Regions from separate parts of the Homo sapiens genome. Here region 2 is linked to region 1. The links are chromatin loops, found by intact Hi-C in ENCODE. Cell type or tissue: PC-3. All regions are shown on one strand.

Region 1 (2,500 bases):
AAATCAATTGGTGGAGATTGTAGATAGATGGCTCATAAGACATCAGTATTACAAATCCTATGTGTGTGCGCGTGTGGTCATACAAGGCAAAGTTAAAGTCTTTTTTTTATGACGATGATAAATTAGTCTTGTTTGGGCGACTGAACTCAAGAGGTGGTTCAAATAAATGTCATATTTTTCATTGTATCTTCAGTGCCTAGTACAGTTACTGGCTCATAGTAGGTATTCAATAAATAGTGGTTGAATTAATTGCCTTCCTTAACGTTCCGTTTAAATGCTAGACGCAGCTAGGTCTTTACCCCTCCTTAGAAAGAGATGGAGCTGTAACCAGAAATCCCTTAAAAGGTAAGGACCAGTAATCAGGCTGAGCTAAGCTCATGGGTAGTACGAGACAGGCTTAAAGCACTGAAGGAAGAAAGAAGAGAACCCAAGCGTGAGAGAAAGCAAAACAAAACAAGTAAAGAGAGGAAGAAAAACATTTCTAAAGTGGGGGTTGGCAGGAAGCCACAGCAATTACAGCAGGTCAACCCTTGTCAATAGGTGGTCACCTCAAGAACTTACCATTAAAACCCTCGGCCACACAGACCCCACTTTTAAAAGGTTATTAATTCTGACATGCCCAAGTTCATCTGAGTTCCTTAGAAAGATCAACCAGCAGCACCTACTTCACGACCTATCCTCCATTCCATTCAAATAACGCGGCCAATAGGAAAATCCTCCGCCCTGAGCCAACGACTCGGCGTAGCTGAGACAGCACGGGAGGCAGATCTGCCCTGTAGAGCCTTGCGGTTCCACTGCTGGCCTCCGGATTCCCGGGAGCCCCCAGCCCGACAGGACAACCTTCCTTCCCCGCTTCCTCCTTTCCAGGTCTGTCCCAGCCCCCGCTGCCTGGGCCACACCCGCTTCCCTCTGGTGGCCCAGCCACCACCGCCGCAGTTCGCGGGAGCGCTCTTCCTGGGGCGGGCACAGGCCCAGGGCGCATGCGCACTGGTCGAAGGGCGCCTCCCAGTCCGGATCTCGCGAAGTTACGTTAGATTGGCCGCCGGTGACGGGTGGCCGTGCTGGGGGCGGGAGGGCTTCTGTGGTAGGAAGGGAGGTCCGCTCGGCCGGGTGCGCCGCCCCAGTGCTCTGTGGGATACTGGAAGTCTCGAGCGTCGGCTCCGGGTTCCCAGCCCTCCTCTGGCCCGCACTCATAGAAACATTCACACACCCCCTGCCTCCCCTCTCTTCCCTCTCCGCCTCCCCCTTCCCCCCCTCGCGATAAGAAGACCCGGCGGCAGGAGAGGGGATGAAGATGGCGGACGCGAAGCAGAAGCGGAACGAGCAGCTGAAACGCTGGATCGGCTCCGAGACGGACCTCGAGCCTCCGGTGGTGAAGCGCCAGAAGACCAAGGTGAAGTTCGACGATGGCGCCGTCTTCCTGGCTGCTTGCTCCAGCGGCGACACGGACGAGGTCCTCAAGCTGCTGCACCGCGGCGCCGACATCAATTACGCCAATGTGGACGGACTCACTGCCCTGCACCAGGTCTGTGCGCCCCGCCGCCGGCTCTCCTGACCGTGAGGGTTCTCGTCGGCCTCCTGCTCGGGCCTGCCCTCAGTTCTCCACCTCTTGAGGCTGGGGGCGGCGGGAGACTCCCTGCTGCGGGGTGAGGGGGCGGTTTCCCCAGAGGGCGGGAGGGAGAGCTGGTGGAAGGGAGGGCGCTGGGCTTGAGGCCCCCCTTCAGAACAGTTGCTGGTGGAGTTGGGAACCGGGTGATTTCCGGGGCATAGGGGAAAAGGAACTGTGGTCGTTTGGGGCCCCAGGGCCATTCGTGGATAAGTCTGGGATTTGGGGTCGAGACAAGGAGGGGTGTAGTGGGGTTGTGCCTGGGCCCCGGTGTCAGTGGTATATTCGGAGGGGTGGATGCTGAAGGAAGAAAACTAACAAGGGGCATTACGGACGGTTAGGCAGATGAACATCTTTGACTTGTAGGTGGGCATTGGATTTGTTGCACTTTTTAGGACTTGATTACAAATGATGATAATAATAGTAATCTAGAGCCCTAAGCCGAGTGCCCTGAACGAACGATTTCCTGTTTTCTCATTTATTACTCTTGGTCACTGGGGAGGGGAAAACAGGGTGTAATTAGCTGATCTGCACCGGCTGAAAGGAAGGGGATGGAAGTGGGTAGAGTAAGGAAGCCCTCTAAAGGGCTTGCCCACCTCCGGACCGGAACGTGTTGAGTCTGATACTCGAAGTTTGCCGCAGTGTCAGAGATCCTTGAGCCCCAGGTCCTCGGGTGTGCACTGGTGTTAGAAAGAGAAGAATAAATAGGGGACACTCTTTTCAAAGCCGGTTACCAAGCTCTGGTTTTTCTTTTGGGGTTGGGAAAAAAGAAAGCTGGTCACAAACTTTTCTCAAAATGGATGCTTTGTGCATATTAAAGTTTTATAGTAGTCTGATTGGGATCTCTCAATGTTAGCCAAATAAGGAGAAACTATTGGCAATCCAGAGATAATG
Region 2 (2,500 bases), 220 kb before region 1:
ACACCATGTACCCACAAAAATTAAAAATTAAAAAAATTAACTCAAAGTTGATAATAGACCTGATTGTAAAATGGGAAACCATAAAACCCCTAGAATATAACATATATAACATAGGAGAAAACCCAGATAGCCTTGAATAGGGTGATGACTTTTTTAGATACAACATCAAAGGCATGATCCATGCAAGAAAGAATTGATAAGCTGTACTTCATTAAAATTTAAAACTTCTACTCTGTGAAAGACAAGGTAAAGAGAATGAGAAGACAAACCACAGACTGAGAGGAAATCATTGCAAAAGATATATCTGATAAAGAATTGTTATCCAAAATATACAAAGAACTCTTAAAACTCAACAAGAAAACAAACAACTCAATTATAAATGCGCCAAAGACCTTAAGGAACACCTCACCAAAGAAGATATACAGATGGAAAATAAGCATATGAAAAAATGCTCCACATCTTACATCATCAGGAAAATGCCAATTAAAACAATAATGTGATACCACTACATATCTATTAAAATGGTCAAAATCCAGAACACTGACAATATCAAATGCTGGCAAGGATGTGTAGCAACAGGAACTTTCATTCACTGGTGGTGGGAATGCAAAATGGTACAGCCATTTGCAAGACAGTTTGGCAGTTTCTTACAAACAAAACATATTCTTACTATATGATCCAGCAATCACACTCCTTAGCACTTAACTATAGGAGCTGAAAACTGTCCACACAAAAACCTGTACACAGATGTTTATAGCAGCTTTATTTTTGCCAAAACCTGGAAGCAATTAAGATATCCTTCAGTAGGTGAATGAATTAATATAGTATATCCAGACAATGGAATATCACTCAACATTGTTAAAAGGTAAACTGAAGCACATTTAATTTTTTTTAATGTATTTGAGCAAACAATGATTCATTAAATGGTCAGCTCCAAACTACAACTAGTTTGGGGAGTTCAAAGAGGGAGTGCAAAGGGGAGGTTTTATAGGACGAACATGGAAGTAAAGCAAAGAAAATATTTGATTGATTGTGCAGCTGCCTTATTTGGTGCAGGCTCCTGGAAAGTCCCCAGTTACACAACTATAACAGTTGGTGGTTTCTGATTAGTTGAGCTTAAGTTTTCTTTTTCTTTCATATGGGCATTTACAAGAAATAGTCCAAGCTTTCTTTTTCCCCCCCTTTTTAACTGAGTCTTGCTCTGTTGCCCAGGCTGGAGTGCAGTGGCATGATCTCAGCTCACTGCAACCTCCACCTCCCGGGTTCAAAAGATTCTCCTGCCCCAGTCTCCCGAGTAGCTGGGACTACAGGCGTGAGCCACCATGCCTGGCTAATTTTTGTATTTTTAGTAGAAACGGAATTTTGCCATGTTGGCCAGGCTGGTCTTGAACTCCTGACCTCAAGTGATCCACCCACCTCGGCCTCCCAAAGTGCTGGGATTACAGGCATGAGCCACTGTGTCCAGCTTCAAGTTAAGTTTTGATTATGTTTGCAAATAAAATAAGGTTAAAGTCATATATGAGACCTAACTGACTTTGTCCACTTACAGATTCTTCAAGCCTGGTCTCTATTTTATTTTAGTTTAACAGCATTAAGAAGAAATGATCTATCAAGACATGAAAAGATATGGAGGAAATTTAAATGCATATTACTAAGTGAAAAAAGCCAATCTGAAATGTCTACATATGTATGATTCCAACTATGTGACATTCTGGGAAAGGCAAAACTATGGAGACAATAAAAAATATCTGTGGTTGCCAGGATTTGGAGGGGTATAGAGGAGGGATGCAGAGGCGGAGCACAGAGGATTTTTAGGGCAGTGACAATACTCTATATGATACTACAATGGTGAAAATATATCATTATATATTTGTACAAACCCATAGAGTGTATAACACCAAGAATGAACTCTAATGTAAATTATGGACTTTGGGTGATTATGATGTGTCAATGTAGGTTCATCAGTTTTAACAAATGTGCCACTCTGGTGGGGGATGTTGATAATGAGAGAGGCTATACATGAGTGAAGACAGAGAAGGTATAGATTAAATGTGTCTCCCACAAATTCTTATGTTGAAAACTTAATCCCCAATGTGATGGTCTCAGGAGGTGGAGCCTTTGAGGGGGTGATTAGGTCATGAGGCTGGAACCCTTGTGGATGGGATTAATGCCCTTATAAAAGAGACTCCAAAGAACTCCCTTGCTCCTTCCACCATCTGAGGACATAATGAAAAGATGGCTGTCTATGAACCAGAAAACGTGCCCTCATCAGACACCAAATCTGCTGGTGTGTTACTCTTGAACTTCCCAACTTCCAGAATAAGAAATAAATTTCCATTGTTGATAAGGCCGTACTATAGGACTTTGCTACAGCAGTCCAAAAGGGTTAATACAGGGAATATATGGGAAATCTCTGTATCTTTCTCTCAATTTTGCTATGAAACTAAAATTGCTATTTAAAAAATAAAGTACTTATTTCATTTAAAAAATTGATGACACG

What was found. A loop is a pair of places that touch in the nucleus more often than their neighbours do. Peaks named below come from ENCODE experiments on the same cell type or tissue, not always from the same donor. Only the 100,000 strongest peaks of a DNase experiment are listed, where the experiment ranks them.
Region 2: it touches region 1 in a loop (2.0-fold over the local background); 2 of 110 quality-filtered maps call a loop at or near these places.

Annotation. Positions count from the first base shown.
Region 1 is chr12:79,933,720-79,936,219 of GRCh38, reverse strand. It overlaps PPP1R12A (protein phosphatase 1 regulatory subunit 12A), which reads left to right and starts at 1,123. Exons shown (of 25, transcript NM_002480.3): 1 at 1,123-1,525. The coding sequence starts at 1,289. It overlaps PPP1R12A-AS1 (PPP1R12A antisense RNA 1), which reads right to left and starts at 939. Exons shown (of 2, transcript NR_146535.1): 1 at 666-939. RefSeq lists enhancers at 608-1,173, 897-1,191, 1,238-1,537, 1,174-1,737, 1,878-1,937 and 1 more and a silencer at 1,618-1,707. In PC-3, no CTCF peak of the experiment used is centred here; a DNase peak (open chromatin) is centred at 999; H3K4me3 peaks cover 2,500 bases; H3K27ac peaks cover 1,698 bases.
Region 2 is chr12:80,152,994-80,155,493 of GRCh38, reverse strand. The region is part of intron 1 of OTOGL (otogelin like); the gene reads right to left. Among named protein-coding and RNA genes, the nearest start is that of OTOGL, 55 kb to the right of the region's middle. In PC-3, no CTCF peak of the experiment used is centred here; a DNase peak (open chromatin) is centred at 983; H3K27ac peaks cover 1,432 bases.